Linked DNA regions of Homo sapiens: regions 1, 3, 4, 5, 6 and 7 are each linked to region 2. The links are chromatin loops, found by intact Hi-C in ENCODE. Cell type or tissue: endothelial cell of umbilical vein. All regions are shown on one strand. Region 1 overlaps LOC101928923 (a long non-coding RNA gene). Region 2 holds the start of MIR4466 (microRNA 4466). Region 3 overlaps ARID1B (AT-rich interaction domain 1B). Region 4 has its middle 48 kb from the start of TMEM242. Region 5 overlaps ARID1B (AT-rich interaction domain 1B). Region 6 overlaps ARID1B (AT-rich interaction domain 1B). Region 7 overlaps ARID1B (AT-rich interaction domain 1B).

Region 1 (4,000 bases), 610 kb after region 2:
TTGCCTTATTGCACTGTATAAGAGTTTCAGCACATTACTGCATAATAGTGGTGAGTAATGACAGCAGACATCCTTTTCTCTGCCCAGTCTTCGGGGAAAAGCATTCTTTTTACATTTTTTTTTTTTTTTTTTTTGCCATTTAGTGTGTTATGACTGTAGGTTTTTTATAGGTGCCTTGTGATAAGGGAGTTTTCCTATTCCTAATTTTCTAAGAACTTATGAATGGGTGTTGAATATTTGAAAGTGCAACTTCTGCATCTATTCGAATATGTGAATTTTCTTCTTTATTAATGTGGTAAATTATATTGATTTATTATCCAATGGTAGACTGACTGTGCATTCCTTAAATAAATCATTCCTGGCCATGGTGTAATATTATTTTTATACATTTCTGGATTCTGTTTGCTAATATTTTGTTGATAATTTTTACATATATATTAAAAAATTATTTTTATCTATAATTTTTTTTCTTGAAATGTCTGTGTTACTCTTGGTATTGGTGTAACGCTGGACTCATAAAGAGTTGAGAAATGCTCATTCCTCCTCTATTTTCTAAAAGTGTTTTTGTTTAAAGATTGTTATCTTTTATCTCTTAATATTTGAAAGAATTTAGCATTAAACCAGTTGGGCCTGAAATTTTCTTTGTGCAAAGATTTTGATTGTGAATTTCATTTCTTTAACGGTTATAAGGCTACTTAAATATTAGACTTCTATGATTTTCATCGTATTTCTAAGGAGATCATTCATTTCATTTACCAAATGTGTTAACATAATGTTGTTTATGATATTTGCTTTTTAACTTTCTAATGTCTGAAAATATTTTAGTTATATCTCCTTTTTAATTCCTGAATTTAGTAATTTGTGTTTTCTCTTTCTTTTTTAAAGTCTATCTAGGAGTTTGTCAACTTTATTAATGTTTTTAATGAATCAACCTTTTCTCTATTTTTTTGTTTTCTACTTTATTTTTACTCTAATTTTTATTGTTCTTTGCTTTTGCTTTTTGGGGGTTTAATTTATTGTTCTTTTTTAGCCTTTCAAGATAGAAACTTAGATTATTGATTTAACTTATTTTGCTATGCTGATATTTTACACATTAGCTCAGGTATATGACAGATACCATTATTGCTATCATTTTACAGATAAAGAAACTGAGGCTCAATGAACTTGTAACGCTTTAGTGTCAGAGCTCTAGAATGGGTGAAGGCCAGATTCAGACCCAGGCATCGTGACTCCCAAGTCTGCTTGTGGATCCTTGAAAGCAAGGGTGAGCCATAAGCATTGCACCTTTGAGAGAACTGGTAAGTTAGAACCGCAGGGACTTCTGAGAGCTTCCTTCATCATTTTCTGCATGCCTCCCAGTGTGCATAGTCTCTGCTCCTTCTCCCGTTAGCATGAGCCGTGTGTGTGATACAGTGTGAGCACTGGTGTGGAGGGTTCAGATCCATGTGGGTGGCCCCCACACTCTAGCCAAGTGAGCATGTAAAGATGTTTTTATGTAGCTTCATCGATAATTAACTTCCACTCTCTGCCTCATTCCATGCCTCCCCACTTGCCTTCCTCCCTCCCTCCAGCCTGGGTGCTTGGGGGCCTAGGCTGGGGACCTCACTGTGACTAGCTTAGCAATTCTCTAGCTCCAGGAGGCTGCCAGGACCCAGGCGGGAGTGCAGGAAGTTTTCAAGGTCTGTGCTCCAGGGTGTGTGATGACTTGACTGCTCCCTGAAGAGCTCGCTGCTTATAATCGCATAGTTTTTGGCATGTGCTCTCTGACAAAAGAACAGATGTTTCCTACAAGAACAAAAGAACAGGGCATAACTGTTGGCCTAACGCTTTGCCACTAATAACATTGAAAGTGGAAGCAACAAGTCCTAACGAGAAGGTCCCTACAGGATCATGAAGCCAGTGCCAGGGAATTGGAGTCAAAATGAAAGAACTCACGGCTGCTTTTACGTTTTAATAGGCAGTGTGCTGGATGTTTTTTAACCTCTTTGGATAAATAGCAACAGGCTATTCTTTCTAGCTGTGTTCATGAATTTTGTAGCTGTACAGTAATGATGGCTTCACAAGTTCCCTTACAAGATCCCAAGCCCGTGTCCATTTCAGAGACACACTGAGAGGGTTATGACAGGCTCGGCCAACCCTGCAGCATCAGCCTACAGTCCATATATGGGGGAAGCCTTAGCTAAATCGCAGCTCTCAGCCAAACTAAAAACACCAGAGCAAGTTTTTCTCTTTGTTGCTGGCTGGAACTTCAAAGCACGGAGAGCCCACACACAAAAATGAAAAACAAAGAACCCTAAAAAAGGGCCCAGCCTCAGAGCCCACCCCCAAAAGTTTAGTATGCCTCTTGTGTTAAAAACCTTTCACCCCATATGTCACATGTCACCCAGGGTTTCAGTCGCGTTCCTAGAGTCATTCCTCTGATTTTTCATCTCTGAAGAATATCTTCTTTGAGGTTGTCCTTGGCTTTCGCCCAAAGGAAAGACATTTATTTTTTCTCATTCTTTCCCCCAACCACCTACCCTGACTATTTCTTCAAACTAACAGACACAGTGAAAATATTATTTAAATGTTTTTAACTTCTTTTACCATGAACTGTTGTCACCAAAAAGGTTCAATGTTCGGGTTTAGTAAGTCATGGTTAGCAAAGAACATTCACAGCATCTGATGTCAACAGGATCTTTACAAATCTCTCCTCCTATTTCCCTTGGACTTTATTGAGAGGGATGGATACTATATCCCAATGTGGCAACTGGACATCCTCATTTATATTTGTGGTCCCAGCTTATACCTTTTTCCTGATGTTCTGTTTGCTGATTTGCATGATTCATTATATGATCACCTCTTCTTTAAGAAGGGGTTTTGAAAATATTTCTTATGATTCTAGCAATTTATATCAAATTTTATGGTGCTATCATTATAATGCGAATGTGGGAAATGCAGAACCAAAACCTTGAAGCGACTTGAAATTTTCATAAGGCAAATCCATTCATCACATATACATTTGAGTCCATGTTATTTTTCTGAAAATGTGGTTGAGCTAATGCAATTATGAAAATGTTGTTTCTTGGAAATGAAAAGGTTTTGTGTTCAGCAGGGTACATAAAGTAGGTGTAAGCACTCTCATATTTGGGCTCCAAATATGGGTTACATGTTGAGACTGAGTGCCAGTTGAGGAGCACATTAAAAAAACACCCAATCATATGATTGTGTTATTCATAGTTATACATTCTGTGTCCCAGAGACTAAATATCAACAGCAGATTCCTTCAAAGATTGGATGGGTATGAGTGACAAAGTGACGGATCTTAACATCTTGAAATGGTGGCAGAATTGAGTTAGCTGTTTTTATAAAAAAAAATAGGCCAGGACGGAAGTTAGACACATTAGTGCTGCTGAATTTGTTTTGAATCAACTCTGTGGCTCTAGGCAACCAGATTTCTCTCCATGTGTCGGTTTCCTGATCTGCAAAATGGGCATAAATGTGTTTTCTCTAGGACCTCTCTCAAAATTCTCACGAAGATAAAACAGGCCTTTATTTGGGATAGTGCTTTGAAAGTAACGCATATTACACATGTTTCTCAAGCTGTACTTAAAACAGCAGGCTGTGATTTTGAGGCAGCCACATCAGAAGGTGTCTGGAGCTCTCGGCCTCTGTGGGGCATGCTCAGAGTGAATTGAAATTTTTGGTCAGTGAATCCTGGTGGCTAAATGACTATTTTCCATATTTAATTCATCTATTTTTAGCTTATTTTCATGACTTGATTCAGAACTTAATAGAAACAAATGTGCATCTATTACAATTCAAAATTGAACTTCCTGGGTGGTGTTGGGTGGGAGAAACAGAGATTGAAATGAGAGAGAGAGAGAGGAAAACTTAACATTTCTATGGTAATAAAAAAGTAGTTTTTACAAAACTGAAAACACTAAAAATTGAACCCACAAAAATGGTATGATGAAACCAACTGAATTTCTGCATTTGGAAGCAAACCAGAACTCGGTGA
Region 2 (4,000 bases):
ACAAAACTGCAGACATTTGTTATATTTTCTTTTCCTGTTTTTTAAATGATAGGCCCTTTCCATTAGCCACAGTTACTAAGTCCACCTTTTCTAACTATACACAGCCATCCATACTTTGGCAAATATATAAATTTAGGCCACAAAAATTTGTTTACAAGATTTAAAATATCAGACACCCTAAAATTTAACTGGGAGTGATTTTATCAAATAATGTATCTCACACACATTTTAAGGTAATCAGGAACCAGTTTGTAGCTTCCTGCTTCGCATGCTAGCTAATCACTTTTCTTCTAATGGTAAATAAGGCCCTTTTCTTAATACATTGTACTACGTTTTATAAAACTAAAAGTTAAAACTGCATTTATGGAATTCAGTAGAAATGTGGACATCATAAAACCTATGTGCGTGAGTAGACCTCAATATTCCTTTTGAGACTGCTCCATCTGAATACTCATCTTACAAAAATCTAGTAATAAACTGAATCGTCAAATGGCTTATTTCACTTTTTAAAAAGACCCTTCTCCTATAATATATACACGTTTTGTCCCAATTACGAAAACATTTGCCACCCAATAGAAACTATTTCCTGAAATCAAAAATGAAACTAAAAACATATTAAAAGCCAAAATATTTCATCATTTAACAATGTGATTTAATAGCATTTCATGACCTACAGTCAGGCAGTAATTTAATATTTTGGACAAATGACTGTTTCTTAGTATAATTACAACAACTAATACTAAATAATACTAACTTCCAAAAAGAAAAGAAAAAAAAGGATTGTAAAAAAGACACATTCCACATGTTACACGGTAAGGTACTTAAAAGAAATTCCTGAATCTAGGTCGCATGTCCATATTTCCCCCAACCTCAACAAAAAAAAAAAAAAAAAAAAAAAAAAAAAGCCTATTCCCAAGGGTCATAGGGACATAATGGATTCATTCTCATTACAAGAAAACAAAATACTGAAAATGATTGGTACCATTAAGAAAAAAATACTCTAAAGTAACATGGTCCTACATCTGCCTCTAACTTCATTCGTCTCTAGTTTACGAAGATGTGAATTTTAAACTGCTCCTTTAAAAGCAGGCTGACAAAGCAAACCTTTTTAAAATTAATTACGTGGGTTTATTTCCATGATTCTTCTCTATAATGTTTTTCCTCGTGTGAATCAAAAACAAGTTGAAATCACAAGTTTTCTATTAAGAATAGAAAAATCTATTATCCTTAAAAGCAAAACTCCAATAACTAAAGATCTGAAAGCAGTGGACAGCAGTGTTCAGCCTAGGATTCACAAGATTATTTGTTAAATTCAGCCCTTCCTTCACTCTGACAAGTCTCTAAGGTATGATTATTGTTAAAATACCTCTTCCTAAAATAAATGAGTTACATAAAAATATACATACAACGACTGTTGTTCCTCTCTAACAGATTAGGATTTTTTAAACTTTCATAGCATTAACATGAAAGAAAAATTATTTGGAAAAAAAGACACCCAGCACAACTTGCTTAGAATATAGTTTCCCTAATTCATCGTGTAAGCAGTTCAAACAAGGCTCAAATTACCTAATCTAACAAAACAATGAAGAAAAAAAAAAGATTATGGGGCATTTCTGTATTCTCCACATCAAAAGCAAATATGAAATGATTCTTAGTATTTCACAGGAATATCTCATTTTTCCCCTTTTAATTATTGTTATCTGCACAAATATGTGGTTTCCTCATTTCGTTTTTTAAATATGTCAATTCTAACCAAAACTCCTCATCCACAAATATCTTTGAACAGTCAGAACTGATAAATCACAAAAAAATGAAGCTTAAATCTTGTTTATCAGGTGAATTACACATCACCAAAATATATTGCTGCCTATCAAAATCTTAAAAAAATTTTAAGGTTTTATTAAGCTGCGTGTGCTGACAGAATTCAAATTTTTCCATAGTTGAATTTGTAAAGGGAAGACTTTTATAAAGGCTTTACAAATCCAAAAATTGGTAAAATTCGTGGTTTACTTATTTTTCAATGGCCTTATCCTCAGCCTCCAATTAAAGTCTATGATATATGTAATGTGCATATTCTAAGACTATCATCAAAGATCTGAATTTTGTAAATGCCCAATACTGGACACCAGCGAACTGTTTTTCTGTATTTGATCCTCTTATTAATAACTATGATTCATAATAGTTTCAGCTTTAAATACTGAACCTTACATTTGCTTGTAATAGAGCTCAGTTATTATTTGTGGCAAGAATTTTTGTGACTGTACTGCTCAGCACTTCTATTTACATCAGCAGTGCTAAATGCCCAATGGTGAGAGGGGAGCCAATCAGATGGCAGATTAGATGTCAACTCAGAGGCAGCTGTCTGGAGACTATTACAGCCAGTTTACCTCCACAATTCAAATTCCAAACCTTGCAAAGGAGATCAAGTCAGTCTTTAGGCTCAGCCTACTAGCAAGAAACAGCAAGAGTGCAGGACACTTCCTAACAGCGCTGTAGGACTCGGGTGACAGCAAAATAAAGAAAATCCAAATAAATACGATCCCAAAAGATCAATTTTCACTGGTCTGCTATCTTACTGGATTTGCTGAATAAAATGCATGCCTAATCCATGATCAAAATAAGTTCAATTGATCCGGAACGTGCTCCTTTCACATAGCCTGCCTGTTGAAGGTGACTCCCTGCAAGCAGCCCGTAAGCCCAATAATGGATTTCCCTGGCTATTCTAAGGAACGAATCGATGTATTTTACAATATTGCACCTCCATGTCGTTGTAAATTTTGTTATTATTCCTACCAGCAAACGTTCGAGCTCGAAGCCCGCACCGAGTGTCTCTGAATGGCTCTCCCTAAGTAGGAAAAACCCACTCGCTTGTCACAAAGCTAACCTATTTTCCCTGCCTGGACCTCGGAAGCCAAGAGGGAACGTGCTGTGGCTAAAGGTGTGAGAAAGTTCCTCATTCTTTCCCCCGTTAAAGCACATTGTGGGCGCTCCCAGAACCGATCGGGTGGCTCTTCGCCCCAGCCGTCCTGGCCGGGAGAGCCTATTTGTTACAAAAGCACCCGAACGGTCCCCGCCGCCCCAAACGGCGACCGCGCGGGTGGCGCCTCGGGATCTCGCTTCGCGTTCCCGGGCCTGGGGGAGGGGGGGGACGCGGGTGCGGGCCGGCGGGGTAGAAGCCACCCGGCCCGGCCCGGCCCGGCGAAGCCCTCCCAGGCCTGGACAGCGCGCCGGCCCCCGGGGCGCCCCGACCGCGGCGGGAGGCGGCCGCCCGTCAAGATGGCTTTGGGCGCCGCGCCCCCGCCGCCCCCGCGGGAAGACGGGGAAAAGTACGCGGCAAAGAAAGAAACTCAGGCTCGCGGCGCGGCGAGGCCGCCGGGCGGAAGCAGGCCCGGCTGGCGCGAGGGTTACCTGGGATCTGCCCATGGTCGGTCCGGGGGTGCCGGGGCTCATCGCCGGGTGACTCCTTTGTTGCGCGGCCGCCCAGGCCGGGCTGGCAGCGGCGTACTGGGCGCCCATGTCCTTGCCCAAGCCCATGCCCGCGGCCGCCTGCTGGCCGCCCGCCGCCGCCCCCGCCGCCGCCGCCTGGGACTGGGGCTGCGACGGCGGCGGCGGCGGCGCGCTGGGGCTGCTGTACTCGGGGTAGCTGCCGCCGTAGCTCCGCATCATGGGGCTGGGCGAGGTGAGCAGCTGATTGAGGGTCGGGGTGGCCCCCGACGGGTGCTGGTTCTGGCCGGCGAAGCGCTGGAAGCCCCCCGCCGCCGAGCCGGCGGCCGCCTTGCTGAGGCTCGCGGCCCCGCCGCCCCCGGGGCCCATCATCATGCCGCCGCCCTGCTGCCGGGGGGAGCTCAGCACCCCGTACCCCGCGGACGAGCCCCCATAGCCGCCGCCGCCGCCGCCTCCTGCTGCTGCCGCCGCCGCCGCGGCCGCCGCCGCCACAGCTCCCGCTCCTGCTCCTCCTGCTCCTGCTCCTCCTCCTCCTCCTCCTCCTCCGCTGCCTCCT
Region 3 (4,000 bases), 170 kb before region 2:
ATCCAAGCTATTTTTAAACACTTTTATAAAGAAATTAATTCTTAAATTTTGATCATTAAGTTATAGAGTATCTGGGTAATACTTTATATTAAAATACCAGAGTATTTTAAAAAATTCATTAGGGAGGCTAAAATTGCATCAATTATATTATACTTCATACATTTTTATTGTTTTAATGAGAAATTAGGTTTGTAGGTAAATTCAAAGGTAAAACTGGTAACAGTAAGTATGATTTAAGAAGGGATATGACAGGACAGTCAATAAAAATGTTGGGGAAAAGTAAAGTGCATTAATCTATTTGCAACGGTAAAGTCATAGTCATTTCCTCTATAACTTCCCCAGTTACCTTTACAGCAGTTACCACTAGATCTTATGAATAGTTTAAACTTCAATAAATAAGACTCGGAAAGAGCAGCGCTAAAAAACCAGGACAACTTTCAGGTTGTTACCCCCCCGCAAAATACCACCTGGCCCACAACAACATATTCATTTAATGTCATCTAATCAACTGCGATGGAAGAAGGCAGAATTGAAAAAGGTATATTTCCTATATTAACGTAATTATTTAGGCATGTCCCTTTCTCTTACATCCCCATATATATACACAAACCTATATAATATTTTAAATAAAGTTTCAACATTAAGTATTTGACTTAAAAGTGCATTTAGTGATACTACCTGATTCACCATCTTTGGTCTTCCACTAAAGACCTGTGTTATCCTTCATGGCTGGTTGCTCCTATTACGGTTATATGGTGTTTGTACCAAAACTCTGAAAACTCTTTGAGCAATGTAAGGAGTTTGCCTAAAGCAGATTTGCTGCAAACCAAGTAGATCTGTACCTATGCCTTTGCTTTTGCCTTCTTTTAGGTGATCTTGCTACTCACTAGTAATACCATGAGCTGAAATGAGCAAGGGAGGGTGAACCCCAATCACTGCAGCCACTATGCTACCAACCGACTCTGAGGATAAAGCTGGGGTGCAGATTAGTCTAACACTAGTCACTAACATCACATTTCCGAATTATCAACATATTTTAATTGTCCAAACTATACACCTATAATTATTCCTAAGGAGTTAGAAATAATTCACAAGTTAGAAATAATTCACTTGTTAGGAATAATTAATTAAAATGTATTAAAACCTAGAGGATTTCACCCCTTCATCTTCACTCGTCCCCATAGTTTAGTTTTTGGTAGCTCAACAAACCAAAAATGGCAGCGTAATACTGGGGAAATTCTTAAAAACACAAGGTTTATTAATGTAGTTTTCTCTTCTTTATGTTCTTCTGTGCAGGGTAAAACTGATAAAATATAAAAAATATAAAACTGAGGAACATGAAATAAAATGGATGCAGAAGAACCTCAGTGGCATTTACACCAACATTCTCTGCATCCAAAGAGTACTGCAGCATTGGGGTTCAGCAATGAAGTCACAGGCTAGGAGTCCTGGGGATCTGATTTAGACAAGAGTCAGCCGCCTGTTCCAGTTCCTTGCTCATAGGAAAGGAATGCTGAATCTCAGGGAAGTGTGGTGCACCGGCAGCCCTGACAGGCCCTGGAAGCCAAATATCATTTCACAAAAGGAGGAGGGCAAAGAAAAGGCAAGAAATTGACATTCAGTGGACACTTGTGAATGTGGCAGGCACTGCCAAAGTGGTTTATGAACCTTAGATCTCATGTATGTGCAAAGTACTCTAGGTGGAGTATCCCGGCTGAAAAGCTCAATTAGGTGTGAAATGTTCTTTGTCAAACAACAACGTGCATATTTAGATATATATATCTGATACCCCTAAAACAGGCCAGAATTATATGAAAGATGTTTTTATCCCTATAAAACATAGAAAATGCCAATTAAGTCAGCAAAAAAAGTAGTAAAAATAATAAAATCCTCATGAAGCCACTCAAGAAAGCCAGCATAAACATTACTCTTCTACACCAGGTGTTCACAAAAGGGTTGGGAGACTTGGAAGGCAGTGTTCTCTTCCTCTGAAATCACCAGCACTGATAAGACGTGACTCAATGCCACCTGAATGTCTTGTATAAAAAGCTCTGACCACAGTTGTGTCATAGCCATTGCTGCTCTTAAACTTTCAAATAGTCAAGACTTCCACAAGATGGCAAAACACTTCTGTGAAATTATATGTGCTGAAAGTATGAATTCTGCAACTATAGGTACGTGGTTCTCTGAAGATAAAATGAAAAAAGATGTTAAAGTATTTTCAGTAACCAGTATCCCAAAAGTAGATATTTTCTGTTGAGGATTTCTTTTCTTATTCCTGAATGTGTTATGGGAAAGAACAGACATTAATAAGCCAGTGAAATAATTTGATTTTTTATTTATTTTTCTTTACATCTAATATAAAATCTTAGACATTAGACACAATAAATGATTACTAAACATAACTGAATTTTTCTGCATCATTGAGATGTGGAAAAGACAAGATACTGTGTCTTAATTGAGGATGTCAACATTTAGGCATGCTGGCTAAAGAAAGGCATAAATGCAGCAACTATGGGGCTGGGCACTGTGGCTCACATCTGCAATTCCAGCACTTGGGCGGGCGGCAGAGGTGGGAGGACCACATGAGGCCAGGAGTTCAACACCAGCCTGGCAACAGAGTGAGACACCCTCCACCCCCACCACCCACTGCCCCCCCATCTCTATAAGAAATTTAAAAATTAGCCAGGCGTGGTGGCACACGCCTATAGTTCCAGCTACTCGAGAGGCTGAGGTGGGAGGCTGAGTCTAGGCGTTCAAGGCTATGATCATGCCCTTGCACTCCAGCGTAGGTGACAGAGCAAGACTCTGTCTCAAAAACATATTAAATAGAAATAAATAAATAAATGCAGCAACTATGAAAAGCAAACACATTTGGGGAAATTTGACCACATTTGTATTTATTCAAGAATACCCCTAACTTTAATCAAAATTAGCAAAATAGTTTTTTTATTTAAAAGGAGAGACTGTTTTAGCTTTGAAAAAGCTCACAGGACACCATGGTGGCACCATGCTCAGGAGCAGGTGCCTGAAGGAGCTGCTGTCATGACTGGAACAAGCTCCAGACAGACCACTATTCCACCACTGTTCAGCTGTCCTGCCATTCTGGAGTCTCTGTTTTCGTAGCTGGAAATTACAGCTCAAAAATAATCCAAATCAAATTAAATATATAAAAATACATGCATGTTAAGAAATCATTAATTTTAATTTTTCTTGTTTCATTAATTGCCCTTGGCAACTGTAATATGTTTCATCTTTAGCTTATACAAAAAGAATTTTTTAAACAAATTAAGCCAAAAGTTTTTCCCTTCATCCCTAAAGCAAAACCTTTGCTCTTTTCTTTGTCATTTCCTGGAGTAAAATGACAGGCCTTTTTAAAAATGAAGAAAAAATAGGGGGAGGGGCTTGATTTTTTTTTTTTTTTTAAATTAGCCCTTCAGAGTTCAGAGTAATCTTTCTAAAGTCCCATTTCCTCTGCTAGGATCCAAATGTACAAGAAACTCCTGGTGCTCAACGTGGTAACCCATTTCTACAAAATAAAAGGGGATATCTTTCAAAATAGCATGTTAAAGCAAGGTTCCCTGCACCATCGCCCCATACTCACACGCCCTACATCTGCAAAAAAGAAAAAAACAAGTAAAGGCATTAAATTTGTAGACTATGCCATACATACCTATATCCCCAAAAAGTTTCAGAGAAGGAGGAATTAATAATGAGACAAATTAAACTAAGAAATATTCCTCCAAAATGAACTAAAGTAAGAATGTAGCCCAAATCATTCAAAAGTATATATCAAACAAAGAAATACAAAGTAACTTGTCTTTACCCAAGGAAAGGAACCTATTTGGATAGAAATTTACTGCACTATCCTAAAAGCAAAGAAAATAAGACTAGCCTGAGTCCCAACTGAACTACAGAGTTTCAATTTTTATCTTGGGACTGTGCTCTTGCCCTAGTCCCAGTTACAGTTAGAGACACTCTGGGATGATGTGTGGAGTTG
Region 4 (4,000 bases), 490 kb before region 2:
CTGCACCCCCTCTTTCTCAACTCTCCCACAGCCAGCCTGGCCCTGCTCCTGGCCTGCGAGACCCCTGGGTCTCTTCCCCACCCCCATCCTTTCTGGACACTTTCCGCCTTATTCTTCCGGCAGCTATCTTGCTTATTTACCAGGGTCGTGTCTCCTTAGAAGGTCACATCCCCTGGTCCTGCCAGAGCGTGGCGCCTGTGGCCAAGGGGCACCCTCCCCAAGCTCACCTCCTCAAGACAGGCCCAGACTCTCCACATCTTCTGAGCCACATGAGCAAAGCACCTGCCATTTATAGAGGCACCGAGTCCTAACTGCAGGTCATATTTTCAGAGAACAGCCCTATTGATGAGTCTAGGAAACTAAACTCAAAAAGTGACGGCAAAAGTCATAGTTCCAGAAAGGTTGGCATGTGGCATTATTCCACTGCAGACAGTGACATCCAACCCACTTAGGTAGACAGATGCACCTTTTCGTGTGCGGCCATCATGGGGCACTGGAATTTTAAACCTTTATAATCTACTTTCCCCATTTTCCCTCAGTGAACATGGCTTGCTCTTCTAACTAAAGAAAGTGAAGGAGGGATATTTGTGGCATGTTTGTTTTTTGAGAATAAAATAATCGTTGCCTACAATACATGGGTTGATCTAAAACCCCAAGCAGTCCCCAGGCCCCCTCCCTCCCTGGGGAGTGGAAGTGCTTGGAATCCTCCTTGCTGGGACTCAGGGCTGGGCTCTTGCCTTCTAGGGCCACTCCGGTGAGGTGAGATCATGACAACTTTCAAGGTTCTCTCTGCCTTGGGAGTGAAGCCCTGTGGACTTTGCACGCCCACCTGGAACAGGCCTGCTGTATGTGGAACTGTGTCCCCACAAAAGGTATGTTAAAGTCCAAACCCCTGGTGTTGAAGATTTCAGTGTTGAAGCCTTCTTTGAAAATCAGGCCTTTCCATTTTCAGCAAGTTAAAATGAAGCTATGTATGTATACACACACACTTTATTTATTTTATTTTTATTTATTTATTTTGAGAGGGGGACGCTGTCTCACTCTATCACCCAGGCTGGAGTACAGTGGCGCGATCTCAGCTCACTGCAATCTCCGCCTCCTAGGTTCAAGCGATTCTCCTGTCTCAGCCTCCTGAGTGACTGGGATTACAGGCACCCGCCACCAGCCTAATTTTTCGTACTTTTAGTAGAGATGGGGTTTCATCATGTTGGCTAGGCTAGTCACAAACTCCTGACCTCAGGTGATCCGCCTGCCTTGGACTCCCAAAGTGCCGGGATTACAGGAGGTTTTTTTTGTTTTGTTTTGTTTTAAACGGAGTCTCACTTGGTCGCTCAGGCAGGAGTGCAGTGGCGCGATCTCGGCTCACTGAAACCTCCGCCTCCCAGGTTCAAGCGATTCTCCTGTCTCAGCCTCCTGAGTAGCTGGGATTACAAGCGCCCGCCACCACCCCTGGCTAATTTTTGCATTTTGGGTAGAGATGGGGTTTCACCATGTTGGCCAGGCTGGTCTCGAACTCCTGACCTCAGGTGATTCGCCCTTCTTGGCCTCCCAAAGTGTTGGGATTGCAGGCGTGAGCCACAGCGCCCGTCCAAAATGAAGCTAAATTTGATGAGAGTGGGCTCTACTCCAAGACCACTGTTGTCCTTGTAAAAGGAGAAAAGACAGACACAGGGACACAGGGCCATGTGGCCACAGAGGCAGAGACTGGAGTGACGGGAGACAAGCCCCGAACACTGAGGACCCTGTACCCCAGAGGCCAAGAGAAAGGCATGGAACAGATTCTCTCCCCCAGCCTTCGGGGACCTTGACTCTGGACTTCCGGCCTCCAGAACCGCGTCTGTTGCTTGAAGCCTCCGGGTCTTCGCGGTGCAGAGAAGCGCCAGGCCTCCAGGGCCTCGCCTCCCGCCGCCCGCGCCCGGCCCCGGGTCCTCCCTCGGAAGCCGCCTGTCTGTCTGCCGCCGAGTCCCACCGGGCTTCGGCCGGCACTGCCCGTTTACCCTCCGTCCCTCCCATCCCTCCCGGCTCCTAGAGGAGCTGGGTCCGCGTCTAGCTCCTCGGCCCTCCCCGCGCGCTCGGCACCGCGCACGGCCCACGCTGGACAGATGTCCCCGGCCCTCTCCCCGGACGCCCCCAAGGCCCCTGCCTTCCAGGCCGAGCCTCCGCTGCCGCCGCTTCCCCGCGCTCTGCAGTCCCCGCGGCGCTCCCGGGGCCGCCGCTCGGCCGTGGTGCTCGCTTCGCCCAGCAGAGGGCGGCCGAGGCGCGGGCCTAGGCGGGGCTGTCGCCGCCTGTACGGGGCGGGCGGAGCGGGGCGCGGGCGACCTGACAGCGAGGCCCGGCGGCGCGTCCCCACAGCGGCCTCCCGCCCCGTCCGGGACCGGGGCTGCGGGGATGACCCCTAGCTGGAGGCCTTGGCTGCCTTTTGCTCTTTTGTTTTCTGTCTGGTCCCCTGGAACCGGGGCCACTGGAGGCTCCCGGAAACGCGCAGGCGACATCTCCCCGACCGTCCTCATCAGAAGCCCACGGAGCCCGTCCCGCCCACGCGTCCTGAAGGCGTGGCTGCGGGTGCCGTGGTCCCCAGGTCCCGCGTCTGGCCGCGCCCACCTGGCATCTCCCTGGACGCCCCCAGGCGCAGAGACTGAGCCTCCTCCCGGCTGCAGCGTCGGTCCCCGGGCGTGGCCGCCGTTCCCTGTCCCCCGCGCGTGCTCCCAGGAGAGTTCAGTCCTCAGCGCCCGCAGCTGCACCCTCTCGGAGCCCCTCATTTACCCACCTGTATCCCACTCCCGACCCCGGAACTCTCAGCACCCAGGGGCCGCCCTCTGCATGGTGGCTGCCAAAACCCAAAAACCAGAAGTGGGCTTTTCCTAGTGCCTTTTTGAGATCTAAGTGGTGTTTCTGGCGGTTTGGGTTTTAAGGTGCCATTTTCTGTCTACTTTCTTTACTTTCTCGAATGACTTTTTCTTGTTATAAGTAACTACATGTTCAAGGTCAAAAAATGAGAAAACATAAGCAAAAAAGGCACCTGAAATCCCAGCTTCCATCAATAACTATAGGAATATTTTGGTGTCTGCTGCCACATTTTCCCCTCTGCGTGTGGGTGTGTGTACGGTGATATGTTATTTTTCCAAAATAGGGATCCCTCCCATCCACCTCGGCAATCTGCTTTTCCACAGAGCAAGGCAGTGAGAACGTCTCTCTGTGAACCACAGTGAAGACGCACCCAGCAGGGTATAGGAGCTGGGCCCGCTGGGAGGGCGAGTGTGGGCGGGGCATAGCCGGCAAACCCAGCCCACCCGAGGCCTGGCCAGGGGAGGGCCCTCCCTGTGAGCCTCCTGGGGGCCCATGGGCCCTGTTACCTACGTCGCCTTGGTTGGTGAGGTCTCATCCCTGGCTGCAGCTGCCGGGCTTCAGGGTGTCCTTTTAAAGAGCACCTCGAAGAAGAAAATCCCATCCTTTCCTCTAGTCCCGGAAGAGTCCATCTGCAGTTGAAACAACTCTGCCCTTTGTAGAGTGGCTCTTTCTTGTGTGGATTTAAATACAAGGAATACAAAACAAATTCATATTGACCCCAAGGAGCCCCATTCCTCCCTCCGCCTCCGGACAACTAGGGTGCCTCCAGATCAGCAGTTCTCAATGAGAGGCTGGGGGGAGGGGGTTGGTGGGTGGAGTTTTGCCTCTCTTCCCCCAGGGGACGTCTCTGGTATTGCCTAGAGACACTAAGAGGGTGCTACTGGCACCTCGTGGGTAGAGGCCAGGATGCTGCTAAGCATTCTGCCATGCACAGCACAGGTCCCCACGAAAAAAGAATTCACTGCTGAAAATGTCGGTAGTGCCCAGATTGAGAAATCCTGTCCAGATGTTTCTCGACACTCTTCCAGGGGTCCAGGAGCCCAGGAGTCCCGAAGCCTAGGTCTGCCTACAGCACCGTCCAAGGGGTAATGGCCCTGGCTGATCACTCCCAGGCCACGTCCATTAGCCCAGGACCTGAAACGACTGGCGACCA
Region 5 (4,000 bases), 68 kb before region 2:
AAATTACACTAATTACAACGAAGAGCCACTCTGTGATCATTAAAAATTACTATGCGTTCAGTGCAAGGGGTGATTCCAGTGTTTCCACTTCCCCATTCTACTTTCTATTACTTTTCATCCTTTTAGGCACTTATGTCTTAAAAGTGGCATAGCCTACAAAATTAGGAATTCAAAATACAAATTCAAAAAAGCCGCTTAATTTTAGAAATAGGTCCTCAAAAAGAAAAATATTTACACAATTTCATGTGAGAATTCAATCCTAAATAAGAATACTGGCGTCCAAAATCACCCAAAATGCAATAATAAAAATACAGATTCATATTGTCCAGTCAAAAAGAGTCTCCAATTTAATCATATATTGTAGCATTCTCAAAACTTCCTATCATTCCGTCCCATCTTTTCCATTTTCAGAAATGAAGTGATAATTCAAATGGGAAACACAGTAATTGTGTACAGTGCAGCCTGTCAATTGGTCCAGTTCTCTTCTGCACATCACCTTAAATACGTGCAAGCCAGATATGCTCTCCCGGGGCTGGGCGGGCCTGCATCTAGTAACTATGTGCTTAAAGTTGTCCAGGGCTACTAGATCAAAGACAGCCGTGCAAGAACACTTCCAGCTCTAACAGGTGCCACTTTGTGCAAAAACATCCACAGGAGTATTACAAAAAAAGACAGCACTGGGTTTCAGAAAGCCCGGTGTCAAAAAGGTGCTTTCATGCATTTTTAATCCGAGAGAGAAAGTGAACAATTGTCCTTCAATAATCAGTGTCAGGGCCAATGACACGGCTTCCCCTCCTTAGGGTCCACCCAAACTGTGACAATTGGCTTACCAACTACGGTCCTTAAGGGCTTTAAAAACAAAAGAAAACCAAAAAAGCTATCCTCCCCAGCACAGAAAAGCACCCAAATATTTGTCTTTTTCTTCTTTTGCCCCTTCCATCTAGTAATGAACAAGAAAAGAAGGAGAAAATGAATGTGATTGTCTGCTCTCTGGGACAGAAAAACATGCAAAGACTGTAACGATTTACACAAAGAGGTGTTTAAATTTTGACTCTTTTAGACTACGTAAATGCAGATGCTTCTCTCTATGAATTAATTAACATTCTGCTATTTAATATTTTAAGTCTTAGCAGCGGGTCCCACATGTTGGCTGACTGTGGGGTATAGCCTGAAAATTATTTGTAATGACAATTCTGTAACATTATCCCTCACTTTACCAAATTCCTTACCAATGTTTAATAACAAAACAAAGCAAGGTATCAATGGCATTTATTACTTTAACCCTATGATTTAGTATATAAAACTCTTCCAGGGAAGAGGGCATGAAGGAAGGGAGACAAAAATGGTTTTCTAAGTACTCCCAGGGGAGGAGAGGGAAGAACCCTGGTAACACGTGAGTACCTTCAGAAGAATCGAGGCAACAATTTAGAATAAAAAATAGCATACATAATCTCAAGGAAATGCTGGACATAATTTAGGAAAAATGCCACTGGACACAGAAGACCAAAAATGAAGACTAAATGTCCCCAAATTTTTGACATTTAATAAATATGTTTCTCCAGGAACCTGGTGCTCAGTTAATTAGTGAAAGTATATGGACCCAGGCGGTGAAGTTTCTCCCTGGCAGAAGGGGCAACAGGCTTCAAAAATAATGGGAAATTTACTCAAAGTTGTCTCCTTGGTTATTGTAACAAATATTTTACCAAAAGATATCAGAGAAGAAAGGGACTGCCATCAGATGACTCGTCTTTTATTTATGATGACAGAGCTAAGACTTAGCGAGGCAGCAGGGCCTCCCCACACTTCTGGTCTACCAAGCCAGAGAAGGCCCCCCGGCACCTCCCCTCATGCTAAGCTCCATTCCCAGGCCAGACAAGGCTATAAAAAGCCTGGCCTTGGGCCAGCTGGCAGACCACACACCGGGTATTTTTAACTTAAAGGGGCCTGAGGATCAGGCCAAATCCAGGGCACCAAAAATGCACAGAGAAGAATAACAACCTCCAGCCAGGATGGTGGTCCACATGGAAGATCCTTTTCCTGAGTTATCCTAATTACTAATGGGTGTTCTAATCGTGATGAAGACATTAAAAGATAACATTTGGGAAAGCTGATAAAAGTGGGTAGATACTTCATTTTGGAAGTGCACGATCACTTTGAAAGACCATATGTAGAGTTACATAAACAGCAATGTGAACACCAAACACTGGCCAAATAAACTGAACTCTTATTCTTTATTCCTGACACATAAGGCTACAGACTTGACTTTTGTTATAATTACTCTAACAGTTTGCTGTTGTTGTTTTTAGTTTCACACTGGTCTTGGCACTGGGCCACACATACAGATACTGTGAAGCTGTTCTCTTCAATAAAGCTCAAATACAGCAACAGTACAACTGAAGGCTGAGGAGCTAAGGATTATGCTACAATGACTAACTTCATTTTCTGGGTTCATAAGTATTAATCGGAAATTTCTTCCCGTTTCATTCTTTATTGTTAAAAATTACACTGAAACACAGACATTAGTTATATTTTCTGCCTTAAATGAGCACCACTGCATCTTTCCTTGAGGACTGAAGACTGGCAAAGTCTCCATCACGATTCTAAATATGAATGCTTAGTATCACCTGTCCAGTGACAGGGCAAGGGGAAGGCCAGGTAGGTGGGGTCTCAATTACAACACCCTTGCTCTGACTGTTTTATTTATTGGATTCTCTGGTGGGCTTCCAGGGAGGAGGTCGAGTTGGGTTCTGTGACTCCTGGAGAGCAAGCCACATCTGCAGAGAGCCGGGTCTACAGTCAGAAATTTCTTTTCGAACTAAATATAACCTTAAAATACTTTACTTAACTTGCCTCTTTTTCTCTCCTAAAGGCAAAGGATAACCAGAAAAATCATGTTTACCTGCAGACGTGTGTTAATAACTACCAAATGTAAACACATTCAAGATATCCTTAACATTTACAACACTAGGATCATCTTCATCCTCATTAAAATATATCTGCTCTCATCTGCAAGAAACCTCCAAAACTCTCTTTCCTTCCCATCGTCTATCTCAGCTGGACTCTCCTCTCTTACCCTTCACTGGGGATGTTCTCTACAGACCCAGACCTCATTTTGCCTCTGGATGGTGGGAGAGCCTGGCCGGCCTTCCCACTTCAGATCTCCCATTCGCTGGGTCCTAAACACAGCTGGGAGACCCTTTCCCCTGAGCAGCACTTCCTGAGTTCCCTGAAGCTTTTCCTGGCGAATCTAAACAAAGGCCACCCCACCCTTACATGGCCTCCTCAGACCAGGTTCCCTGCCAGAGACGCTCCAGTTGTGCTGTTTAATTCATTTATTCTTAGGTTTATTCTTAGTCTACCAATTCCTTGAGACACTGAAAACTCTGGCACATTACCAGATAGCACAGTATTAAAACCTATTAGAAAACAGGTTGGTTTAAAAAAAAAAACTGCTTATTAAAGATGCCTTTGCAGAGGTTTCTGGTAAACAGACAGATTAAATGCTCATGTTTCTCTCTACTCTTCCATGGGACCCCATTAAAATGACAGTAAAGAAATAAAAACAAATACCACAAGGGCAAAGAAAACATGAGGTGAGATGGTAACAGATAAGAAAGGTCAAAAAAATTTTGGAAGGAGAAAAGCAGAAAGACAAGTGATAATTAAAGTTTTAATCTGTTCTAGGTGACAGGATAAGAAGCAAGCTAATTAAAGTGCAGAACCCCAAAGACAGGAATCAGAGGGTGGCGGGGGGCTGGGTAAACAATCTGTAGGGAGCAATTCAGAGATCCCCCTTCCCAATCCCCACCTGTCCTGTAGGAAGTCAAGAGGACTTGCCATCTGGAGGGGCCACAGCAGGCGAGTCCATGGAAAACGGGGACTCAGTTAAAACACGTAACAGGCCCGTCCCCCAGTCAGCCTCCAGCTCTCCAGACACCCTGACTTCTCCTCTGAGAGTCAACGATGAGTTAGTTACTGGGGAGGGGGAGATAGCAGCATG
Region 6 (4,000 bases), 400 kb before region 2:
ACACTTTCCCTAATGATGGGACTGGAATCGGAGAGGCCACCTGCTGTGTGGGTGGCAGTGAATCGAGAGGCTTCTGAAGACCAGGGTGCCTCTGCCTGCGACCCCCAGACGCCTGTGTGTGCCTGGAGCCCCCTGCACGCGCTCTCGGGGCTGGACGAGACCAGGAGGCTTTCCTTCCACTGCCTCCTGTGTCACAGGCCCTCGGCTCCATCTGGACTACTGAGAAGAATGTATACCAGGAGTCCATTTGCAATCCAAGCTCTTTTGTGTAGTTAAAATGATAATGTTGCCATAAAAATGACAGTTTAAAAAAGGGGAAAAGGGAACGGCTGGCTGTTAAGAGAACAGGCCCTCCACTTTCTGAAGGATCTATACGCCTCAGCAGGGCCCCCGTCCTGAAGCTGATGCACACTGGGAGAGCTATTCTCCATACACAAGTGCAGCCCATTCAGTGACACGAGTTCTTTCCTGGCAAATAAAATGTACCCTTAGATCTTTACAGACATCACCACTTTGGTCCCTACGCCCCACTGGGTTTTTATTTTGGAAAAATAGTTTCAGAGCTGTTCACAGGCAGCTTGTTTTACTCTGTGAACTGGATGTAATGTTGTGAGATTTTTAAAATTAGATTTCCCAGTTTTTAAGGGACACCTGAGTTGGTAAAGCCTTTGAATCTTTAAGGATGAGGTTAGCGAGGATTTCTACTTGTTTTTAGAGCCTACAGATGTAATTCTAGGTATATTCACTACAAGTGCACTTTGGGCCTAAAACGTATTTATGTGAGATCCCTTGATTAGCAACCTTGGATATCAGCTTTGCCATCCAGACAGCAGCTAGAGGAAATCATTAAAAATGAAATGACCTCTTTCTCTGGCTTCTATGTGTAAACATTTCACATATTACAAAGGTATTTTCAATACAGCCAGAGGTGTCTGGTGGGTATCGTGTATACTGTAGCACCAGATGCCCCAGATAAGACCTTCTACTCCCCAGCTAGTTGGCTTTGGGCAAGTACTTAGATTCCACGAGACCTTCATTTTCTCATGGATTTTAAAATAGTATCAATGTCACAGGGCTGATGTGAAAATGAAATGATAGCACTTAGAAAAGGGCCCAGCACACTGGAAGTGCTCAGGAAACATGGGCTGCCAGCCACGCTCAGAACAAGCTGTGTACAGGAGCGGTGGGTGCAGCCACATCTCATAGACAGGGACCAGGAACAGTGAGGCTAATGTGCTGAAGGTCGCTGACTGCGAGGCAGACACAGATAAGAGAATGGTCGGATCTACTGGAGTAAGGTCACCACCCAGCACTAAGGTGCCAATTTCTTCCCCTCTCTACTATTGCATTTATCAGAATATATGATTTTGTCATTTCAAATCTGAAAGCCAAACGGTAGAACGAAGGCTGGCAGGGGAGCTGAAAGGAATGGGAGGGTCTCTGTCAGTGGGGAGGAGAGGGAAGGGAGCCAGCAGGCGTCACTGATGTGGCTCGGCCTGCGAGCGTGTTGGTGGCCAGCGCTGCACCCATTCCTAAGACCCCTGACTTCCAGAACAAGGCTGCAAAAGACCACCTGTTTCCAAAACAAGGCCGTGTGGATCCTTACCACGACAGCTTGTTAAATTCCCTAGAAGTGAGAACTTGCTGGGTAGGGGACATTAGAAACGAAGCCCAGGCTTCATTTTACTAAAGTTCAAATCTGAGGATTTCCGAAAGAGGGCGGGGGAGCTCGAGCTGTCGAACCTGTAGGGTGGCATTTCCTAGAAGTGCACATGTATTCAAACTGGCCACTGGGGGATCTTTATTTTGTGTAGAGGTAGATGGAATCTTTTTGAATACTTGTATAAGCAATAAACGTATATGGCTTAGAATTCGAAAGCCTGTTTTGATTAAGGTAAAGCAAAAGAAGGGGTGCCTTCCAAGTGTCAACCAGAAATGGCCATATCCCAGATTTAATTCTCTCATCCCTTAACACTGCCAGTGGGCGTCCAATTAAATAAACAAAACGACACAGGAACCCCCCACCTCTCAAAAGTCCCAAGTTCCCTGTTGGCCTGACTGTGAAACCACCTTCCCGGAACCTCCCAGGCCAGGCGCCTGGGCTTTCCTGGGCCAGTGACTGCAGCGCCGCCACTTACCAGGAGATGGCGGCTGGAGCTTGGGCTGCTTTTTGGTGTCCCCGGTGCTGAAGACTTCCGGCGGGGGCTCCTCCCCACGTTCGATCTTGCACTCAAAGGCAAACAGGTACTGAATATACTGCTTTTTCAGGGAGCTCGCTGCACTGCTTGAGGTGCCAACGTTTAGGTTGGTTGCCAGCTCACGCCACTTCTTGTTTTTATTAACCTAGTGAAAAACACGGCAGGATCATTGGTTTGCAACAAAGTGGCTTGTTTAAAGCCAGGAGACAAAAAAAGCACTTAATGTCTTGGTTGACTTTTCTTCATTTGCCTCTTTTAACTAATGCTCATTACTCCCACTCAGCAGTGCATAGGCAGCATTTACAGTTATAAAACCATTAGGGAACCTGCTGATGGCAACAGAAAAAGCACTGCTCGGAGGTCCTTCTGCCCGCCACATCTCCCAACGCCTCACGCTCATCCCACTGCACCTCCAATTAAGGAAAAAGGGCATCTCAAAACATTTAAAAAGCAACAACGGCACTATTTTCCAAGTTAGGTTTTTGGGCACTGATGTGAAAGTGCTCATTCCAGCAGCTGCAAGCCCTCAGAAGTGGGCCTGTGATTCTGGGCCGTACCCATCCCCTCACCCCAAGACTGCTTGGGGTGTCAGGCAAAAGCAAAAGCAGCACCTCGTGCAAAGGCAAATGAGCCCCTGGACCAACGGCCCCCAACTTAAAAAGCATGATGCGATGCCACTGGCCACCAGCCCTGCTGACGGGGCAGGTGCACACCTTCCTGTGCGGTGCTCTTACTCAAGGAGGCTTAAAGGGCTGGAGACAACACAGTCGCAAAAGGAGGAGAAAGAAAGAGAACTCCTGAAATGTGACGTCAAGATCCGAGGCATTATTTTAACCTTTTGATTCCCACTTGGGAACAGGTTATGAAAGGTTAAACGGTTAAACACATGGATGAAACATGAGGATTTGCAAATAACTTGGGGAAGGTTTTGCCTTTTGATGTCTCCTGCGTTGTGTGGCAAGGGAGGAGGTAAGGGGACAGTGGTTTTTAATGAAATATTAAATTTCTGGGTTCAAACTTTCTCACACGGCTCTTCTGTCCATTTACTTAGTACTCGGTGGTGTATAATAAATTGTGGATGCTCCCGGAGATGCCCACCGCCCTCTTTTGGCACTGAATGCAGGGCTGCAAACTGTGGGTCTTCAGGTTACTTCAGAAATGGCAAGCTGGGCGCTGCTCAGTGTGACCTAAGAAGGAAGGCTGGGAGCTGAGCTTTGTGTGGTGGCAGCACCTGCTCCCAACCACATCTGATGCCCACAAGGTACACAGCATGATGGGGTGGGGACAAAGATGCAACCCAGCTACATTCCAGCAACCCTCATTATAAGCCCGCGGAGAGTCTCATGACAGACCCAGCCTGGTTATATATACTGTGGACACAGTCACAGTAAGGAAGTAGCCAGACACTATCTACTCTGTGCTGGCTGATAAAATCTAATCGTTTGAGCAGTCTTGGTGATTCTAAAAAATCCATGTCAGAAGAGGCTAGGTGCAGGGGAGAAAGGTCAGGGGAGTCCAGGGGCAGAAGGCAAAGGAGCCCAGGTGCAGAGGGGAAAGGTCAGGGAGTCCAGGTCAGAGAGAGGCGTGTCTCAATCATTCTCTTTGCTGACCATCACTCACACGTGGTATCACACGACTTAGCAGCTGGTTATGCAGCGTCATGGGCAAGCTCTAATTCTTTCTGTCACAGGTCTCAGTTCCCCCATGGAATGGATTAGGCACCTAGTGGGAAGGCTAAGCACAAAGAAGGCCTCCCCTTTCTCCCCCGAGACGCAGCACTGAGACCACGGTAGGCCGTCAGT
Region 7 (4,000 bases), 240 kb before region 2:
ATTTTAAAATCCAAGACTTTCCAAATAACATAAAATAGTGACTGCAAACCACACTTAGATGTACCTACAACGTCAGACCCATTATGAGCAATGGCAGGTAAGTGTAACAGTAGAATATGCCACGACGATGGGGAGAAATCTTTTACTCAACCCTTATTACACTGTTTCCAAATTGCTCCAGTTTATGTAAAATAATTTGTATTGTTTTCTTTTTTAATTGTACATATCCCTTCTGAGATACAGAGAAAATTAAGCTTTTCCATAAATTCAGTATTCACAAAGCTAGGGAGTTAAAAGCCTGTAAACACAAAATTCACTGACCTGCATCAATTTAAGCACTATTAAAAGAGATTGCAGCTCAAAATCTAAAAAGAGCTGCTAATCCTGCTCTACAGATAGTAACCAATCAGTGTTTATCCTCACAATGCATTTGCTCTTCCTGTTAGGAAGCGCCGGAGTGAGGAGAGGATATGGAATACAAGAGTATATCCTAGTATGCAACTCACTCCTTCTTATGAAACACCTAAATAATAAATTCAACTTAATTTAAACTGTAACTGGCAAATGTCATCAGTTAACAACAATGATCAAGGTCAGAAATGTCCCTGCTATTATTTTTATAAAATCTGTATACAGATCACAAACACAGAAATTGCTACATGAAAATTTCTATGCATATTCACACGTGCGGTAAACACTACAAGGCATAAAAACAGAAGAATGTTAATATTCAGAACTCTTCAAGGCCATTTCTCTTAAACATTTCAAAATACTTTTGGATTCTGTCTCTACATCAACACCGAAAACTGACCCTAACCCTAACCCTACGTTGTTATAATGGATCATCAATTAAATTTGCAGAATTCCAAAATTAAGTTGCTTTGAGTCTGATAAAAATACACACATAAGTTATAAGTTATCTGCATAAGAATTATCAACAAGAGAACAAATTAGAATTTATGGTCAAATTATATAGTTCACAGAGTGAACAAAAAGTGTAAAACCAAAGTGGCCGTCGCTGATTGCTACTAGTTGGATTAAATGCATGTCTTGGTTAATCTACTATAGTTTCATGTGTTGTTTAGCTTACTTGAAAAAGTCGTCAAATGTTCCTAGATTGCAGATTGCAACATCCTACCTAAAACACCTGCAAGTGACCAAGAGACCACCCAGTGATCCCAAAGTCTCCATGGCAGAGACAGGATGAAAAGTAATATCCCGACAAGACTCTTCAGCATTTAATTAAGAACAGGAAAGCACAGGCAGGAGATGAAACTTTACAAGCCTAGGCGTTTCTCGGCTTTTAAAAAATGCTGTGAGTTGGTTTTCCCAGCAAGGAAGGTTGATGAGCATGCACTTGGCTCCAAGAAGCAGCTATTACACAAATAGAATCCAAGTGCCTGGCTAAGCCGCCCAGCCTCGGTGCGTCGGGTAACAGCCAATGGCGGCGGCCTGCCAGCCTCGCCCCGCCCACCTCCCGCCGGCCCCGCCCCTCCACCTCGCCCCCTTCCGCGGCCCCGCCCCGCCTCCCCGCCCTGTTCTTGGCGGCCTGGGCTCCGCGGCCCTGCTGGCGTCCTTCGTCTGTAGTTCCTGGCTTTTCCACCGTCAGCCACTCGTTTTAATTACGCGAACGGGTTCCAACTCATCCAGCCTTTAAGTTTGGGTGGTGGTTTTGAGAGGGGGAAAGAGATGCACCAAAGGAAGTAGGGGAAAAATAAAACCTTAAGCGCTGGGCGCGCCACGCGGGACGCAGAGGTTAGGGGCGCGCGGCGAGGTAGCGGGGCGGCGGCGCGAGACGGCGCAGGGGAAACACTCGGTGCCTGCGTGAGTCTGGCCGCGCCGGCTCATGTGTACGCGAAGCTGTGTCAGCAGAAACTTTAGAAAACACGCTGTGCGAGCGGCCGCCGCCTCCCGCCTCCAGGAGGAGCCTGCGGGCGCGCGGGGCGGACGGTGCCTGCAGGCGGCGGCCGCGCTTGCCCGGAAAGGAATGTGGCTGCGGCCGGCGCCTCCTTCCGCGGGGTCCCACAAAGGCTCATCTGTGCGCGGCGCGGCGCCGTCGGAGGAGTCCGAGCCTGTTCAGTCAGGCTGAGGACGCGGTTGTTTTCGTCCCCCTGTCCCCGCCCCCACGAGCCTACGTGCGGGGTAGGGAGGGCGGCACCGGAACCCCCGCCCGGGTCGGGCCGAAAGGAGCGAGCGGGGCCTGCCGGCAGAGGCCGCCGGGCTGCTGTGTGACTCGGTCCCCTCCGCGCTCGCCGCCCTCATCCTCGCCCAGCGCCTCCGCGGCAGGGTTAATTCCGCCCGCTGCCTGGTGGTCCCACTCCCGGGGGATTCCGGGGTCCGTGGAATCACTGGTTCTCCCTTCGGAGGAGCTCGGCTTCTTCCGTGGGCGCGGGCGAGTCTCCCCGCTGTACCGCGGGGCCGGGGCTTGAATAAAACAAAAGAAACCAAGGCGAGGTGTGGACGCGCAGTGAGGACCGGAAAGCGAGGCCTGAGAGCTGGCGGCCTGAAAGCGGTCCTGCGTCCTTCACACCCTCTCTCTAAAATCCCCCTCTCTCAAGCGGGCCCTGACCAAGAGTAAAAGCGCAGCCGAGGAGGGAAGGACGCCGCCGCCGCGCAGGCATCCGGGCAGGGACGGGTGGGCGGGAGATTCCGGGCCGCTGTTCAGGGCAAGCGCTAAAAGTTTCCGGGTCCCCGAATTTCTCATTTCTTTATCGAATTCTGCAAAGAAGTAACGTTCCTTCGGCCATTAATATTGTAAGAATGTATCGTTTCTAGCCATAAGTTCCAGGTTACTTTTTGTAAGAAAATTAAGGACTCAAGTAGATCAGCCAAAGAAACCACGTACAGCATAAACTCACGTACCACTCCTTAAAAAAATAATTTATTGAGTTATGACCAAGAGTTATATAAGGGGAGAGGTAACAAATCTTTGGTGAGGAAAAAGCGATGGAAAAAATATTAGAGAAGCATAATTTTGAGGAAATTACATATAGTTTGAAACCACCACTGTTTAATATTTTGACTCGCGATCTGAGTAGGAGAAATGACCAAGCTAGGCTGTTGTTTATGTGATGCCATCTCATTCAGTTCTACCTACTATTTATAGCTCCAACAGCATCAGAAAGAAAAACACATGCCTAGTGGCTAAAGCATTCAAACACAACCCCTTATAAAAAAGTTAAAGTTTGGGTTAATTAAAAAAAATTAATTTCATATTAAATATATATTTTTAGGTTCCAATTTACAGTTATGTAGTTATATATTATCGCAATAAAAAGATCTGCCCATGGACTGGTTTTTGGTTTTGAGACATGTTTAAATTACATCCCTTACAGAGTGCTCAACTTGTATGGGGGTAAATGACTAACATGATGTTATCTACAAGGTTAAAAAGCAAGAATAAAGAACTAACTACATTTTAGGTCAGTTCTTCATCAGAGAAGGAATGTTAAAAATTTATTTCCATCCAATTTATTTTCTAAATATTATTAATTTTCTTAAATAAAACATTTCCTGAACGGCAAATTTGCTTGTTATGTCTATTCCCTCCTTCCTGAAATGACTTTCTCCTATCCCTCTAACAGCTTTGTCTTTTGCTACTTCTTCATCCTCCAAGTTGTGCCAATTTGTTTCACTTTTTATTTATCTTTGCTAAAAGAGAAAGGCAGGGGGCGAAAAAACCCTAAAGGACTTAAGATTTTCAGATGGTTCTAGCTCTAGAAACATAATGGCTGCATATGAAGGGGAAGACAGGAGTCGTCCAGATACACCCAGATTTTCTTTTGGCTTGGTGGGAAGAATGAATGGCATGGTTGTGTCCTCGGCAATTTGACATGCTTGTGGTATATCCGCGGAGGTGACCCGCTGGCAGCAGGAAATACAGGTCATGGCACAAGTTGCAGGAGACTAAAGAACATGGATTCGCAGGCAATTAGATGACAGTTGAGTGAGCGTGGATGACTGAGTTTTATCATAAAAAGGCATCACAAAGGACGATAGA

The links. A loop is a pair of places that touch in the nucleus more often than their neighbours do. Peaks named below come from ENCODE experiments on the same cell type or tissue, not always from the same donor. Only the 100,000 strongest peaks of a DNase experiment are listed, where the experiment ranks them.
Region 1: it touches region 2 in a loop (2.9-fold over the local background); 2 of 110 quality-filtered maps call a loop at or near these places.
Region 3: a loop joins it to region 2, with 3 times the contacts of the local background. A loop is called at or near these places in 54 of 110 quality-filtered maps.
Region 4: a loop joins it to region 2, with 5 times the contacts of the local background. A loop is called at or near these places in 18 of 110 quality-filtered maps.
Region 5: a loop joins it to region 2, with 2.3 times the contacts of the local background. A loop is called at or near these places in 27 of 110 quality-filtered maps.
Region 6: a loop joins it to region 2, with 5 times the contacts of the local background. A loop is called at or near these places in 39 of 110 quality-filtered maps.
Region 7: a loop joins it to region 2, with 9 times the contacts of the local background. A loop is called at or near these places in 86 of 110 quality-filtered maps.

What each region holds. Positions count from the first base shown.
Region 1 is chr6:156,165,634-156,169,633 of GRCh38, reverse strand. LOC101928923 (a long non-coding RNA gene) reads left to right here. Exons shown (of 9, transcript XR_001744423.2): 4 at 1,140-1,298. Among named protein-coding and RNA genes, the nearest start is that of SNORD28B, 210 kb to the left of the region's middle. In endothelial cell of umbilical vein, no CTCF peak of the experiment used is centred here; DNase peaks (open chromatin) are centred at 83 and 1,783; H3K27ac peaks cover 1,508 bases.
Region 2 is chr6:156,778,880-156,782,879 of GRCh38, reverse strand. It overlaps ARID1B (AT-rich interaction domain 1B), which reads right to left. Exons shown (of 20, transcript NM_001374828.1): 1 at 3,409-4,000. MIR4466 (microRNA 4466) reads left to right here and starts at 3,149; the gene lies at 3,149-3,202. RefSeq lists silencers at 3,019-3,188, 3,219-3,908, 3,979-4,000 and an enhancer at 3,750-4,000. In endothelial cell of umbilical vein, no CTCF peak of the experiment used is centred here; DNase peaks (open chromatin) are centred at 749 and 2,329; H3K4me3 peaks cover 3,726 bases; H3K27ac peaks cover 3,479 bases.
Region 3 is chr6:156,947,061-156,951,060 of GRCh38, reverse strand. The region is part of intron 4 of ARID1B (AT-rich interaction domain 1B); the gene reads right to left. Among named protein-coding and RNA genes, the nearest start is that of MIR4466, 170 kb to the right of the region's middle. In endothelial cell of umbilical vein, no CTCF peak of the experiment used is centred here; a DNase peak (open chromatin) is centred at 2,030.
Region 4 is chr6:157,273,119-157,277,118 of GRCh38, reverse strand. No RefSeq gene overlaps it. Among named protein-coding and RNA genes, the nearest start is that of TMEM242, 48 kb to the left of the region's middle. RefSeq lists silencers at 1,924-2,483, 2,684-2,773, 3,204-3,363 and enhancers at 2,158-2,989, 2,990-3,822. In endothelial cell of umbilical vein, a CTCF peak has its summit at 2,237 (motif pointing right); a DNase peak (open chromatin) is centred at 2,208; H3K4me3 peaks cover 1,008 bases.
Region 5 is chr6:156,846,608-156,850,607 of GRCh38, reverse strand. All of the region lies in intron 2 of ARID1B (AT-rich interaction domain 1B), which reads right to left. Among named protein-coding and RNA genes, the nearest start is that of MIR4466, 69 kb to the right of the region's middle. In endothelial cell of umbilical vein, no CTCF peak of the experiment used is centred here; a DNase peak (open chromatin) is centred at 1,887.
Region 6 is chr6:157,182,574-157,186,573 of GRCh38, reverse strand. ARID1B (AT-rich interaction domain 1B) reads right to left here. Exons shown (of 20, transcript NM_001374828.1): 13 at 2,139-2,343. Among named protein-coding and RNA genes, the nearest start is that of TMEM242, 140 kb to the left of the region's middle. RefSeq lists enhancers at 1-131, 132-632 and a silencer at 2,585-2,879. In endothelial cell of umbilical vein, a CTCF peak has its summit at 2,136 (motif pointing right); a DNase peak (open chromatin) is centred at 2,173.
Region 7 is chr6:157,019,669-157,023,668 of GRCh38, reverse strand. The region is part of intron 4 of ARID1B (AT-rich interaction domain 1B); the gene reads right to left. Among named protein-coding and RNA genes, the nearest start is that of MIR4466, 240 kb to the right of the region's middle. RefSeq lists silencers at 1,394-1,483, 1,784-2,303. In endothelial cell of umbilical vein, a CTCF peak has its summit at 1,891; DNase peaks (open chromatin) are centred at 1,468, 2,058, 2,728 and 3,058; H3K4me3 peaks cover 1,540 bases; H3K27ac peaks cover 1,923 bases.